2 separate regions of the Mus musculus genome follow, and region 2 is linked to region 1. A link is a loop called in an ENCODE intact Hi-C map of the cell type or tissue named here. Cell type or tissue: heart. All regions are shown on one strand.

The links. A loop is a pair of places that touch in the nucleus more often than their neighbours do. Peaks named below come from ENCODE experiments on the same cell type or tissue, not always from the same donor. Only the 100,000 strongest peaks of a DNase experiment are listed, where the experiment ranks them.
Region 2: a loop joins it to region 1, with 2.3 times the contacts of the local background. A loop is called at or near these places in 2 of 42 quality-filtered maps.

The regions. Positions count from the first base shown.
Region 1 is chr2:156,416,617-156,424,616 of GRCm38, forward strand. Epb41l1 (erythrocyte membrane protein band 4.1 like 1) reads left to right here and starts at 4,475. Exons shown (of 25, transcript NM_001368800.1): 1 at 4,475-4,683. In heart, a CTCF peak has its summit at 4,296; DNase peaks (open chromatin) are centred at 2,005, 4,325, 5,355 and 6,245; H3K4me3 peaks cover 2,520 bases; H3K27ac peaks cover 2,237 bases; H3K27me3 peaks cover 4,617 bases.
Region 2 is chr2:156,512,777-156,520,776 of GRCm38, forward strand. Epb41l1 (erythrocyte membrane protein band 4.1 like 1) reads left to right here. Exons shown (of 25, transcript NM_001368800.1): 15 at 1,252-1,434. Among named protein-coding and RNA genes, the nearest start is that of Gm33977, 18 kb to the left of the region's middle. In heart, a CTCF peak has its summit at 3,212; a DNase peak (open chromatin) is centred at 3,195; H3K27me3 peaks cover 380 bases.

The DNA of each region.
Region 1 (8,000 bases):
CCAGGCCCTGGATTGGGGTGTCTGATGTGGGAGAAGAAAGACACAAATAACTTCCAACCTTCTAGAAGTCTTTCCTCTCCCCCAGGAAGAACACCGGAAGTCCTTCCCTTAGGTGGGCTGGACAGTTTCCTCCTAGGAGGAAGAGGGGTCCTCGGAAGTGCAGAATCAAGAGCTGGGAAGAGGTATGTCCCCTCACGGCCCCTTGGAAGCTTAATTAACTAGTCCGAGTGGCTGAACTGAACCTCTGGGCATCTGTTTTTCCTGCTGAGAACTAGCAATAGCAGTGGTCTTGTTCTTCTCCTTAGTTACTTTCAAAACACACAGTAAAGTGCTGGGTGTCTTCAGGAAGACACAAGAACCTGTGCTGGAACCTCCCCGATAGACCAAATGGCTGCAGGAAGATTTGGAATTTCTACAAGCCACGCCACAGTGTCCTCGTCTATAAAATGGAGATGATAATTAGAGCTATCTCCCAGGATGAGAAAATTATGGAGATGCCTAGCATGTACCAAGGCTTCAATAATGTTGGTTATTTCCAAACAGGATAATGATGCTGGTTATATAAGGGAAAAACCCAGGATTCATTGGTGAAAGGTGGTGGACCAGCCTGGGGTGCAGTTCAGTGGTAGATTGTGTGCTTTGAAGGAGCAAGACCCAGGGGTTCAATCCCCAGAAATGAAAGGAAAACAGAGCATCAGACTCAAATGTCTTAGAACTGGTAGATTCTTTCAGCCAAGTGTGGGGTGTGGTTCAAAGGAATGAGGAAGCTGTCCAGGAGGTGACAGGGCACACAGCACAATTTGCCTTTAAAGACCTGGGGGGAAGGGCAATGTTCGCTGACCATTCCAAAAGTTCAGGGGCCCTTGTTCCTCATCTCAATAGACTTGTCAGCTCCTCTTCTCTTCTCTGGACTCCCCATTAAGTCACCAAAATCCTATTGCTGCTTCTTTGAAATAATGATAACAACAGTAAGTAAGGAGACCACTGTTATTTTGAAAGTTGTACAAGTTTTCTCTTATACACTATCCCAGGAACCTTCCATTCTGTCTCCCATTCAAAGGAGCCAAAGTTAGGAGAGGCCTGGAGATCACTCTGCATGCCACACATGGAAATACTGAACTCTGAAAGAAGGCACTCACCACAGGCAAACCATAAACTAATGGCAGAGGCAGGATTAGAACCCAGGGGTCCTACTCTAGCCCAGGTCTCCTTTCAAGTCCTTGGGTTCCTAGTCCCAATTTCTTGGACCACTGCAGTCTTCCAACTGATCGCACCTGACTCTGATCTCTCCTTATGAACTTGTTCCAGTGTGACAGTGTCCCCATCAGAATGTGTAGCTCCTGTAGAGGTGAGTCCTGTGATGGATCCAGTTGTGGTCTATCCAGGGCAGCACAGACCACACCACATGATGGTCTAGCAGCATGGCCTTGATCTTGACTTTTCCCTCCTATTAGGACTGGCTTGCTGTCACCTTGAGGGGTTGTCATCTGGTTCCTGATTGTGCCTCTCACTGAAGATATGGTCTCTCCTTGAGTAGTTATTGACAGGAAGTTGGTCAAAGTGACCAGTCTGATTTGGGGCAACTCCAAACATTAGAGAAGGTTTTTGCTTATTTGTTTTTCTTTTCTCTCTTCTCACTGCTGGAGAATGGAACTGAAGGCTTCCCTCCACGCAAGACAAGTGTTCTACCCACTGAGCTACACCCCCAGCTCTAGAGAGTTCTTTATGGACTCATTCTCCTGAAGGTCTACCCAACTGGAGTTAAATGTAATTCCTTCAAATTCATTCTACCATAGAATCTATAATCATGTTTCATATGAGCCAGGTCTTGGGTGGACTAGGGGCTGAGGGGAACCAGCAGATCTGTTCCACGTGGATCCTTCAGAGGAGACCTAAGGGTTCACGCACACAGATGATGTTGTCTTGCTTAGTAGACATAAATACAGTAATAGGGAACAGATCACATTTCCTTTTTGGGTGACAGCCTGCAGATGGCTGGAGACAGCCACCACACCCTTCTCCAGACCACTTACACATGTCACGTGATGCTCAAGTCCTCAGCATTCTGGTCCCCTCCTTCAGATATGCTTCAGTGTGAGTGTCTCTCTCAGACGTGGGGTCTAGAGTTGAGTCCTGTGGTCCAGCTGGGATCTCTCTAGGGCAACCGGAGAAGCTGCTTGCAGCTCTAGTTTTGGTTGACAGAATGTATTCACCCTCTTGCCACACCACATTGCATTATTGAGCTCAAGGTCAAGTAAAAATCTTGAATCTATTTTCATGGAAACTGCTCTTAATCTAGATTCTTCTAGACCACGTTTTGAGCATGATGATATCAAGGAGACACTCACTCTTGTTACCAGCCCCCCACGTGACTGTTAACTGTAAAGAACATAAAATTAGGTGTGAAGTTTCTCAGTGCACCGGTCACATCCTAACTGCGCAGTAGCCACAGGTAGCCGGTGGCTGCAGACAGTAGGATCATAGAAATTTCTCGCCGGATCATACCTTACACTTATTCTGCACGGCAGCTCCTTCTGTAAGTTCCAGCTCAGTCTTCAAGCCTGTCGAGATCTTCTGGAAACTTATTCTGGTTTCCACAGTGTTCTCTCTGCCCCTCTGTCTCTCGCTGTCTCTTCCTCTCTGTCTCTATCTCCTCCTGACAGCAGCAGATCTGATTAGCAGTTCAGATTTCCTCCGCTTCATCTAAAACCAGTGATAACAGTCCCTCGCCCCAGAGCAGAGGGCATCGGAGCCATGCCCATGCCATGAGATAGTTGTTTAACAAATTAGGTCTCCGAATCAGGGTCTGTGCTTGGTATCAGGAAACTACATGGAGACAGAAAACACCCATAAACAGAATCCTGTCATGGTGGGTGCTGACTGGAGTAGGTCAATTACTGCCACCTCACATTCAGGGCTGGCCTGATGGCTAAATATGGGAGTTCAAAATCAACGTCCAGGATCCTGCCTCTGCCCCTTTCCAAGCTCCTTAGTGACTTTGTGCTCACGGCTACCGTCTGTTGCAACTGTACAGATGAAATGAGACATGGAAGTATTTCTTCCATGCAGTGGAGCGGCTGAGTGAGCACTGCTGAGTCCTGTCTTAGGTAGGGCCTTGGTTTCCTTAGTTTTGTCCTCTCAGTTTATCAATGTCCCTGGAGGTCCAAACCAGGCCTCCCCTTCTGGATTTATCTATTCAGCTGTTTGATTCCAATCTGCTCTTAGCATCCTGTAGCAGAGTGGTGGGGGTGGGGAGGAGGAGATGGGACCGCAGTGAAGAACCAGAATTACTGGCCTAGCCTTTGATTCTGTGCTACCTGGGGCAGACTCAGGTGGATCCCAGCTACCACTTAAGATAAGGTAAGGTCACAAGAGGTGAAGGTGTTTACATTTTGGAGTCATTTGCCTAGGTTGTTACCCATGCAGAGGCCTCTAATAAAACCCGGTAAGTTCTTACATTTACTTCTTCCTTTTCTTCCCTTCAAAGTCTAACAAAGGAGGCTTGGTATTCCTGGCCTTCTGAGGTCTGGCCCTTGCTCTGGGAACCCAAGCTCAGTTTCTTCAGCTAACCCCATAGACGCCCTACCTTCTATGGATACTATTCTAGGTTCACTGTTTTCGTTACTTTGTCCTTTTCCTATGCTTAGCTTTACGTGTGTGTTCAAAGCAGTACCTTCCGGCAGGAGCCTGTAAGGTCCAGGGCGGATATAATCATAATTCAGAGAAACGCTTGACTTTGGGCATGCTTGGGCCTGTGGGTCCCCAGGGTCTTGGGACCAGGGGCTCGGCCCTTGCTTCCAAAGAGTGCCAAAGGACTGCCACCTCAGACTGGTTGGAAAGAGCTGCGTGGTCCTCCACAGCTCCGCAGCTTAGGCCGCCCGAACAATAGGAGGGAGGCTGAAGGGTAGTGGGCGTCGGCCAGGTCCCTGCTGGAGGGAGTGGAGGCCAGTGGTGCTGCTGGTCCCCCAGGTTAGCCCAGGCTACCGGCCTGAACGCCAAGCTCTCAGTCAAAGGCGAGGTGAAGCAGACTTGGTGCCGGTGGCGACTCTCTAGGAGGTGGAGTAAGGCCGAGCCCACGGGGCTGGGACCTGGAGGGAGAGGAGGCTCCGTGGAGAGTCTCGTCTTCGTGGTCCCGCTGCTCGCCTCGGCCTCTGAGCTCTGCCTAGGCTCTGGTGGGCGTCTGTCCCACGTGGGGGAAGCCAGCGGCGCGGGCTCGCGGGGCGCACACCCCTCCGAGTTCCCCTCCCTGGGATCGGACGCGCCTGCTCCTGGGCAGCTCGGCTCTTGGGGCCAGTGGGTCGCGCTCGCTACTCGCACACCCTTCGGACGCTGCCTGGCCCGGATCGCCGCCGCCTCCTCCCAGGGAGCTGGCGGGGCGGGGCAGAGGGGGAGAGGGGGTGTGCGGAGCGGGCGGGGAGGGGGCTGAGCGCCGTGGGAGGGAGCGAACGAGCGAGCGAGCGAGAGAGCGAGCGGGGCATTTCTGCGCAGCTCCGGAGCGTCTTGGAGCCTGCCTGGGCGGCCACTGGACGAAGGGACTCAGAGACAGACAGACAGACGGCTCCCGGAAGCCGCGCCGCCGCCGCCAGGTTAGCAGGGCGCGGAGACCGAGCAGGCTGTTGCTACGTCCCGAGCTCGCGTGCTGGAGGACGTGCGTGGCCGAAGCTACGATTCGTGTCTTTGCGGGTACGTGTCGGGGTCCACATCTCCGGGTGTGCGTTTAATGTGAACGCGCGTGTGTCTGTGGGTCGGTGCAAGTGGTGTGTACGTGCGTGTGCATCTGAGTAAGGGGCTGGGTGGTGTACTAATCTGGTAAGGGTCTGTGTGCCCTGGTTTGCTTATCCGGAGATGTGCCTAGAGAGGGTGTGTCCCAATGTGTAACAGTGTGTACATCTGGATGAGGCAGTGTGCCTATGCTGATGATGGCTTCGCTTGTGGCTGAAGCCTATGGCGGGTGTATGTGAGTGTTCGTGTGTGTGTGTTTCGCTGTGTGCACGCCAGTGTGACTCCCCGTGTGTGTGCGCGTGTGAGGGCGGGTGTGCACCCGCGTAGCCCCTGTGTGCGTGTGCTCGGCTTTGTCTCCGCACTGCCGGGAGGAAGGGGGTGGGGGCGGCAGCCGAGGCGCTGGCGTCGCCCGGAGCCCGGCACTGGCCGAGGAAGTGGGTAGCAGCAGCGGCGGGGGCGTCTTAGCTGAGTGGAGACTCCCTGCTGGCAGGTGGGCAGCCACACCCGGGGTACGGGAGAGCCCTACTGCCAGTGGAGCCTGGCTCCCAGCTGAGCTGAAGCAGAGGGCGTGGCCTGCTCAAATCCCGGGTGTGTGTTTGTGAGGGGTGGGGTGGGGGATTAGGTGTGAAGAGGGTGTGTCTGTGCGCAGGCATGGGTGTGGGTAGAAGCAACAGAGGCCCCTCAGCGGGGTTCTGTGATATGTTTCCTTGCTGTGTAACGACCATCACCCTGGCCAGCTACAGCCCAGCCTGGTTAGGTACCCTCCACCCTCACCCTGGACACTGTTCGGAAGGGCAGCAGCCTAGGTACCCTACAAAGACTAGTAAAACTGATCACTATCTTAAATGGCCAGCGCCCCACTCCAAGGAATCCCCTCTCAGAAGGTCTTCATACTTTGAGAGAGATGTGTTTCTGTATCTCTTCCCCCATGTTTTGGGCACTGCATGCATGTCTAGTCTGGGTGAGTGTGTGCATTCTCCCTGTATATTTCTTGTGCATTTAGGTGCATTTGTACATTTTACTGATGAAGAATAAACAAAATATCTCTGGATGTATATGTGCATTTGTTTTGATAAGTTCTGGTATATCTGGTTTGTTTTTTTTTTTTATGAGTGTGTAAGCTGTTTGTGTATTGGCGAGCCAGGATGGGGACAGTAAGAGAAGTGCCATTTTGCTGCTAACTGGAACAGAATAGAAAGCCCCCTATATTTGAAAAACAAGATTACAGGGAAGTTTGCGGATTTAGTCACTGTCTGCCGGGTTCAGATACTGGTACTGAAATGTAGGTAGACTAGGTTTGACAAGGATCTAGAGAGGCTGAGAATCTTACAGAGGGAAGGAAGGAGGACGTGCAAGCCCAGCCTTCCTTCTCCTGGCTCTTCTCTCTAACTTCACTCCTTGCTGGTTGGCTTGTGTACAAGGATAAGGGTGCGGGCTTTGGAGTGGAGAGGGAGAGTGCAGGGAGTGTAAACGGGAGTGGACAGTGCAGGAGTGGGAGGGGCGCCCCCCAAGGCAGATTTCTGCAACTCCCCAGCTGCTTTTCTGGCAGAGGCCGCCGAGGCAGGGGAAGCTGGGATTCTTATCTCTCTCCCTGAATACACACCTCAAGAGAGCCGCTGCCCTGGCAGCTCACTGGCGCTGAAATCTGGTGGTGGTGGGTGTCTCCTTTTGTGTTTATTTTTATTAAGCTGCTTTTCTCGTCAAGACCCTGACCTTCCCATGCCTCAGTTTCTCTGTTTAGGCGGCTAGGAAGCTCAGTGTCGTGTCTTTGAGGCAGGTTGGACTTTGGCTCAAAGCTCTAGACCTGTCTTATTACCAAGATTTAGGAATTCACTGTTCTTTAAAAAATGTTATATTTGATATGCATGTGACCATCAGAGAATAACTTGTAAGAGTCAGGGATTGAACTCAGGACATCGGGCTTGGTAGGAAATGGCTTTACCCAATGAGACATCTTGCTAGCCAGGAATTCAGACTTCTTGCCCCCAGAGATCCTGGCCATACCTCCCTACCTTCCTCAATAGCACCCAGACCACCAGTTCTCAGTGTGGTCCATCTTACCATCTGCAGCAAGGTTACCGGTTTACTAGAAATGCAAATTTGGAGCCTTCTGGTAGACATACACAATGCAAAAATCTGGAGATGGGGTTTAGCAATCTATGTTTTAACAAATGCAAATTATTTTGACCTGTTCTACAACCCTCTAGAGAAGCCAGGAAGTGCTAGATTGAAACAAGAGGATATCCCTTCTTTTTTGCAACCTGCCATACATGTCCCTGAAGTAGCCCCAAAGCCTACCTTATTTGGTAGGGGTTCTGGCTTCAAGCCCCAGGTCTTTCTTGTGGTCTTAGACAGATAACTCCTTTGCTGACCAAAGCAAACTCTTACCCCGTAGCTTCTTCTCTAAGCTCATTTTCCTCAACCCTTACCTTGATTGACAAGAAGGCAGGTACAATCCAGTCCTTGCCCACTTGACTTTGGAATTTGTGCCTGCAGGCCCCTCCGTTTAGCACCTCATCCCCTGCTTCCTCAGACTTTCACATGACTGTGTCTTTTGGGGGAGGGGGCAGGGCTTTGCCAACATCCTAGGTTAGGCAAGTATTTCCCTTCATCCATCCCTAGAGCTCCGGTCTCTCCTAGGGCTTGTAAGCGTGTGGAATTAGACTTGAACTTGTGAGTTGCTTGATTGTCTCCCTCATCTAGGCTGTGAATGCCATCTGGGCAGGGATTGCTTGTTCATCATCCTGGTATCCAGCAGCAGCGTTTCTGCCTTCTGATTTGTGTTCCATAAGCCTGTCACATGAATTAATGTCTCAAGTAGGAGACAAGTGGCTGGAGAGATGGCTCCAAGATTAAGAGCACTGGCTGCTCTTCCAGAGGACCCAGGTTCGGTTCCCAGCACCCACACAGCACCTCACAACTGTCTGTGACTCACAGCTGTCTGTAACTCCTGTTCCAGGGGATCTGACTCCCTCACACATGCAGGCAAAGCACCATGTACATTTTTTTTAAGTAAACACATTTAAGATAGGACATGATGCTAAGTGCTGTCCTTTCTCAAGTGTCTCCTCAAGCTTTGATGGTGTACCAATCCAAGCAGGACATGGATTGGTTTAGGCAGGCCATCTTTTACACTCCTGCATCTCCTGGCTGTAGACTTGGCTCTCACTGTGTGCCCTCAGCTGTGATGTCTCTGCCTGGGGAAAGCAGGGGAAAGCTCTTAGGAGACATAGCCTCTCTTGTGACCTCCTAGGGCCCTATGCATCTGTGCAGAGAAC
Region 2 (8,000 bases), 96 kb after region 1:
TTGACCTCTCCGACGGACACTGTCTGTGGCCAGCTTAGCCCGAGAGAGAGGGAGGGAGGGAGGGTGGGAGGGAGGGAGGGAGGGAGGGAGGGAGGGAGAGAGGGCCGAGGTCCAAGCAGGTGCCTGGGGGGGGGGTGGCAGAAGCCTCGGTTGGATTGGCTTTCTTCCTGAGAAGGTTTGAAAGCAACTATAGAGATTCTTAGATGCCAGAGCTGAGTCCAAGGGAAGATTCCAGCCTTACCCAAGAGCAAGATTATCTCCCAGGTGGCTCCTCTCAAATAGCCTTACAGATAGCCCCTAGGCTCCCCGCCCACTTCTCTCTGTCCCAGATGATGTCCCAAGCAGATGGCCAGCATGGGCAGCTGTCTGTGGCTCATCCTCCCAGGGCCCAAGCACACTGCTCCATCTGTAACACTGGCATGAACTCGTACACACCGGGCACTCCAGCTCTACCTGACTTCTTCGTGTGCTAGGCCTTGAAACTCACCTCTCTTCTTCCTAGTCTCAGGTTTCTCGCCCCCACAAAAGCTTCACTTCCACCCTAGCTTCCTGGTCTCTCTGACGGTGTCTGACTTCTCCTACTCTTAGAGAGTCAGTACTCAGAAGGCATCCGAAAGGTTCTGGGATAGAGAAGGCAGCAGCTCACGGCAGGCAGTGCTGCACGATCTTTCTCTGGTCCTGAGTAAGGGAACGGGGCCCAGTTTTCTAAGTGATCCAGCTTAGGCACTTTTTTCTCCCATGCCTCCATGGAGCCTGAGCGGTTGGATGGGGGCTCAAGGGAGCCCAGACTGAGCACACTATTAAGTGATCCTAGTCTTGACCAGAGGTAGGAGCCACGATTCAAGAGGGTTCCGGGAAGCCAGCGAGCCAGTGCGGCTCAGTGAACAGAGCAGGGACGTCTCACCTTGGAACACACAGCCTGCTGTGCCTGGATCATAAACAGGAAAGTCTGTGCCTGACTCTGTCTGTGCTCAGAACACAATGGGTGCTCACCGAGACTTGAGGGCTCCGTGGAGTTGAATGTTCTTGGGTAAGGGAGGCAGGGGAAGAGAGGGCACGACACCATCCAGTCACCCCATGCCCCTGGTCAGGACACCCCGTGGAGTTCATTGTCTTTGCTTCCTTGACTCCTGGGACTGTTATGAGGGGGACAGTGTAGGGAGGGGTAGTGGAGGGTGGTGATCCCAGTCTTCCTGTGTCTTCTGCCCACAGTAGGTCATCTTATACCTCTCCCTCTTCTCTCATGCCTAGTTCCTGGACAAGCCAGAGGATGTCTTGTTGAAGCACCAGGCCAGCATCAATGAACTCAAGAGGACCCTGAAGGAGCCCAACAGCAAACTGATCCACCGGGATCGAGACTGGGATCGGGAGCGCAGGCTGCCCTCGTCGCCTGCCTCCCCCTCCCCCAAGGGCACCCCGGAAAAAGCCAGTGAGGTAGGTACCATGCTGTGGCCCTTGATGGGACTGTGAGTAAAGAGACACAGAGTTGGGTGGGGCAGGGGCTAAGTACATATTTACATTTATCCTCCACACAAATAATGTGTCTCCTAGTTGCTTACAGACATGAGGGATGGGGAGGCAGGTTAGGCTGAGAAAGTCAAACCCACTAACCCCTGAGTCCCATGGACCATCTTAAAACATGAAAAACTCCAAAAAATGCATGGTAGCTTGTTTGTGTTCCCCTTCAGTCAAGCAAAGGAAACTGGGGAAAGGGTGCTTGCTAGAAACTCCGAGACCCCCTGTGGGACCCACTGAATCAGAGTTCCAGGGAACCAGCCTTTTAAACAAGTGCCCCAGGCAAGTCTCTTGCAAATTCAACTTTAAGAATCCTGGAAGCTCTACCCAGGAGCCAGACCCTTGGGGGCTTATGTGAGAGTGCAGGGAGAACACGGTCCCTCTTGGGAGGATCCTCAAGTCTCACCAAGGTGGTAAGTCCACTGCACAAACCCAACGCTCCTGAGACTGTCTCAGGACCCTGTGTGTCCTGCCTCCAGGGTGGAAATCAGGGGGCTATTTTCTTAATTGAGAAAGATGAAGACAGGCTTTGGGGAAATCCCATATCTATACCCCAAGTTATTGTATCGGCACTTGTGGAATCCTGGCAGGATTTACCCATTTCAATGTATTCGTCTTCTCGCTCAAGCTGCCGCTCACCGCTCACCAGATTGATCGTGTTCTAGACTTAAGCTCCTGGTTCCATTACCTGAGGGCTGAGGGCTCTGAGCTTGTTACTTAATCTCTCCAAGGCCCTGTTAGGTGAATAAGGATGTTTACAAAGGTCAGATGAAATAATGCCCGGAGAGGGACCGCATGGCCACTGTGTTGCCTGATATGGAAAACTTGGTCTTCCTTATGGAGTCCCAGGACTGTGCCTTGCAGAACTCCAAATCAAAGCTGGAAGGACGCTGGGAACCCTCTGTTTAAAGACTGCCTTTTACTGAGATCCAGAGAGACAAAGACCAACTCGGCACGAAAGATGCGTTTGCTGTGTTCCATGAGTCATTGTGCTTGCTTGTCTTTAATTCACAGCTGGCTTGAGGCAAGGCCAGATCGTGTGCAGAGCGGGCGAAGAGCCAGCTGTGTACCTGCTTTCTCTCCAGTGCTTTGAAAATTGGTGATGCAGTCATGATTTAGTTCATAGAGCGTTTGATTGAACTGGTACCCGCCATGGTCTGAGCTCACCAGATAACAGAGAGCTTTCTTGTGAGGCATAAAACTAACCCAGCTGGGATTCCATAGCTGCCAATATCAATATCACACAGTCAGGGTTGCTTTGGGGGCCTTGAAGCCTGATACTCTAGAAAGGAGGCAAGTTTCTGCACCTACTAGCAGAGGTGACAGACTTAAACATTATGACACCGTGTTGTCAAATATGCATGTCTTGATTGACATTTGTAGTTACCCAGGATGCACATGGTCCCCAGGCTGTAGATTAGACCAGCCCCTTTTCTGAGGGCTTCTGAGGTCCCAGCACAACCAAGACTCAGACTGGTGCACAGCACTCTCCTCTAGACCGCTCATTCCCTCGGGAAAGACTTGGACAGGGTGACTTCTAACATTCCTGAGACGGGCTAGGTCTTGGCCTGGATGCAACTGAAGTGTGATGGAGAAGCTACCCAAAGGGTGAGATGCCCGCAGAGAAAGAATGGGCAGAATGAATGTTGGTGAGCTAGGACCAGAGTTAAGGGGTGTGCCCCACCTGCTGGTGACAACTGGAACTGCTGACAGAGGGACCGGTTCCAGCCACCACCTCCTTAGCCCTGAAAACTGTAGTCGGTACTCATGAGGAGTACAGGAGCCCACCTTGGAGTTATGGACCATTTAGAGCTGGCTTTTAGGGCCTTGGCATTTATGGGTTCTTGAGGATTTGCAAAATAGGGAGGAGTCATAGACAAGAACTTCACTCTGTCCTCCGGTAGGTGATGTTACCTCTGTGAGTCTCGTTGCATAGGTGATCTTAAAGGGGACCAGAGTGTCATCCCATTGGGAGGTCATTGGCAAGGCTAACTGAACAATGAAGGTGGGAGTTCAGTGTCCCCTAAGAAGTGTTGACAGTTATGGGACACTGCTGAAGGTGACTGGATCCCTGGCCCAATATGGCTCTCTAGAGGACCCTGCAAGGACATGCCACCAGAACTCCCAGAGACATCTCTAAGCTTGCTGGGTCCCACCCAAGCCAAGGGGAAAAGCAGCAGGAACTTGAACTGTTCCCATTGGTCAAACCCAGGTAGTTTGAAAGCCAATTAAGGGGTGGTGGTGGTGGTGTGGATGTGTGTAGCACTGTGCACACCTCTGTGTGTGTAGGGGGGTAGTGGTGTGTGTGTGTGCATTACTAGGCACACCTCTGTGGGGGGGGCATCTTCCTTAGTCACTCTCTACCATTTTTAAAATCATCTTTATTTATGTGTGTGTTTATCTACAGTGTGTGTATGTATGTATGTTTGTGTGTGTATGTATATGTATGTGTTTATCTACAGTGTGTGTATGTATGTATGTTTGTGTGTGTATGTATATGTATGTGTTTATCTACAGTGTGTGTATGTGTGTATGTGTGTGTGTGTATGCATGCAGTGCATGTGTCTGTGTGGGGTATGTATGTATGTTTGTGTGTGTATGTGTATGTATGTATGTATGTGTGTGTGTGTATGTGTGCATGCATGTGTCTGTGTGGGGTATGTATGGCGGTCAGAGGACAACTTTGCAGAGTCTCTCCTTCGTCCCTGGGGCCCTGGGGATTGAACTTTGGCTTTCAGGCTTGGCAACAGCACTGTCACCCATTGAGCCATCTCACCAGCTCCTCTACTTTATTTTTTGAGATAAGCCTCTCATGGAACTCGGAGCTCACTGATTCAACTAGGCTGGCTGGCCAGTGAGCTCCGGGCATCTGCCTGGCACCTCCTCCCCAGAGCTGGGACCACACCTGGCTTTTTTTCATAGGTTCTGGGGATCTGAACCCAAATCCTCCTGCCTGTCTGAGGATTTTACTAATTATGGCATCTCCTCAGCTTCTCAAAGACAACTTTTAAAAAATATGACTGTGACCCCCACTATAAGTTCGAATCATAGCCTGAGCCATGACACCTCCGGCAGGCTTGAAGTCAGAGTCTAATGATGGTATTCTAAACTCCCTCAAGTGTTAGTGAGAATGGGGTTCTGGCCAGAAGGCACAGGATTGCCTTGCTGTTGTTATCTGTCTTTTCCCTCAGAATGGCTCCTTCCTGACTGACCCTATGAACTAACATGTTAATATGGGGCTTACAAAGCTGGACTATTTACAGACTATGTGTGTCTCTCCTGCTCGCTCTCTCTCTCTCTCTCTCTCTCTCTCTCTCTCTCTCTCTCTCTCTCTCTCTCTCTCTCTCTCCTTTTCCTCTGGCCTGGGCCTCCCCTGCAGGCCCAGAGGATCCACGACACTTCTCAGCAGGACTTGGTCCCTGGAACAGCAGCAGGCTTGGAAGTGTTCACTCAGAAAAGCCTCGCAGCGTCTCCTGAGGTTACTGTCTTCACTCTCCCACACCCCTTGCCCCTGGGCCTCCAGCCCATCCCTGTCTACCCTCCAGGATCTTAAGAAAACCCTTTCCCTGGGGTTGTGGGGAACAGGCCAGACTCTGCTGTGGAGAGGATAGCAAAGGTGGTCCACATTGTCCCTGTCTTATAAATGGCAAGTGTCCCCACCCCAGGGATCCACGAAGGGCCAGCCCCTCCCTCATCCATTATGTACCAGTAAGGACAGGATTGCTGCTACTCCCAGAAGACAGAAAAACTGGTTCCCTCTAGTTCCAAGGGGGCAAAGGCATGATCCTTTCCGGATGCAGGCTCTAACTAACATTAAGCTTGGGATTAGGTGTCTTGACCCTTGACCGTGACTTGCCCTGAGCTCTTGTCTGTGTTTAGAAGCCTGATTATAGTCTATGGGTTAGGGCACAGTCTCCTTCTTTTCTCTCCTTCCAGCCATCTAAACTCATCGGACATTGGCAAAAGTACATGTCTTCCTTCCAAAAGCATCCTTGAGTTTGTAGAGAGGCAAGCCTTCTAAGTGAGGAGGGCATTGCTTCTGGGTCCAGATGAGCACCAGGTCAAAGGCTCTTGGGGTTTTCTGTGGCCCTGTGTGGATGCTGGGTCTGGATCCCTACATCCCATAATCTGTTGGCCGTGGGAGTCTACTGATAGGAAAACATCCTTCATGTAGCCTCTGTGCCCCATCTGTCGGTGTGGCTTCTGAGGATATAGACGCTATTCCTCCCACAGAGAAAACTTCTGTAGCAGACGTGAGTTTGCTGTGAATGTAGGAAGGAGATGAGCAAGCTCCAGACAAGGGAGAATACAGCCTGCAACTCTCCCTGAAGTCTTCTTCATGTAAAAATAAAAACAAACCACTCAGTGTCGTCTCCTGAGAGCAGTGAGACAGTGAGGCAGCAGCATCCCAGCGTTAGGGACATGGTGTCGGGAGATGCTCTGGTGTCGGGAGATGCTCTTAGAAACAAGGACAGTAGGGTATAGGGGACTTTCGGGATAGCATTTGAAATGTATATAAAGAAAATATCTAATAAAAATAAAATAAGAAAAAAAAAAGAAACAAGGACAGTGCCTTGTGGGGTCTGAGCCAAGTGTGCACCTTTCTCCAGTGACCTGCCACATCAGCCTTACTGTCTCATCTACAGTCATCAGGACCTCCCTGCCTTCCTACCCCCTCCCCCACCCCCTCCTTCTGTCTTATCCCTCCTTCCACAGGGCCTTCCCATGTTGCCCTGGCTGGACTCAAATGCGTGGTCCTCCTGCTTTGGGCTCCCAAGTGCTGAGCATGAAGTTTTCTGTGAAGTCTGTCTTGATCAGGGCTTCTTCTTGCTACCTATTGGCCATGGACTCTGCAGCCTCCCTGAGGCGGTCCCTCGAGGAATTGAACACCTCTTCTCTGCCCGTCTTCTAACAGCTTCTCCTAGGATGCAGGTTCTAGAGAGCCCCCTTCCTGGACTTCTTCTGACCCCAGATGTAATTGAGAATTCCAGGTGGGGCCGGGACAGCTAGGAGTCAGTGGAGCTGCCCTGTGGGGTTTCTTCTTGTTCATCATGAGGTAGACTTGATCCCTCTTCACTCCTGTGGCTGGAGCGGAGACAGCTCCATCAGATGGCACGGGGCACTCTAAGCAAGGCCCTGGAGAACCAGGGACTCTGGAGAGAATACATGGAGGTTGGCCTATCTGTGGAGATCCTAATGTTGTACCATCTTGTGACTTGGACCAGATGTAGCTTGACCAGTGCACTGGTGCCAGCCAAGTTGTCCTTTCTTTTAGTAAATCATGTCCCACCCCCATCAGTCCTTAACTGTTGCTTTTTTAGCATCGGAGCTCTTGTTTCCTCCCTCAGCACTCCTGTGTGATCTTCTGCAAATGCCTTCACTGGGAGCCTTGGTTTCCCTCTCTGCAAAAGGTTGCCAACTGGAGCAAATTTAATTATGTAGATGAAGGAAGGGCTGGCACTGCTTGGCATCTAATAACTAAGCAAGAACATGTGCTTCCCTTGTCTGCCTCTAGAATCCTTCCCGGCTGCGCCAGCTCCCACCACACACCCTGTTGCTCATCTAGCCTGTTTGCTGTTTGGAATCGGAATGGGAGTATTCCAAAAGCGGCCTCTTTGGCCAGCTGTGACCACCATCTCTAGGCTGATAATATTAGATGCTGAAATGGAAGCAGATGACAGAGCTTGCTTCCCGAGGAGATGAGACAGGTCCTTACCTCTGCAGGCTGGCAGAACAGGTCCCTCTGAAGCTTCAGGTAGAGACACCTGAAACCACATCTCAGAAAGCTGTACCAGGCCGAGTCTGGACCTCCCTTTCCTTTGATCTTTCTTATTGTTAAGATTCTCTTAATGAGGTCAGACTCCCTGACCTGGGGAAAATGCAGTGTTCCCTCGATCCACCCAGCTCCATCAGACCATGTGGGTGTGGCAGGCTCATCACCAAGTCACAACCTTAAAAGGAGCCCTGTTTCCAGGAGGAGTTTCGGGCTTACCTCATCTGGGAGGCAGTCTTGGGACGGTGGGAGACCTCAGAACCGTGTCTTGGGTTCTGGGGTCCATAACTAGGTGGTCGAGAGTGAAGGCATTAAGTGAAGGCTGTGACTTCAGGCCTTGGGGCTATGCAGGACTATAGCGCCCCAGGGCTGCTCTCTGTTTGCATTATGCATTTGTTAGATGGACCTCAATGAGGTTTTGTGGGAAGAAAGGATTTTGTGGTCCCAAGAGGAAAATTCCAATGGTCTTAAGGCTCTGGTAATGATTCAAGAAGCAAACTGTCATTGTCCCTAGACTGGTGGGAATGGATGATAGAGGACTGTTTTGTAAAACCTGACAGTGCCACCCTGTCTCTTCAGCACTACAATCCTGTCTGTGCCTCTTTCCTTCCGAGGTATGATCTGGACCGTTCTTTTCTGTTTTCCATGGGCTTTTGTTAGAGTTCTCCAAAGATTGGCCTTAAAATTGTTTCTTTTGGGCCAAATCTCGGAA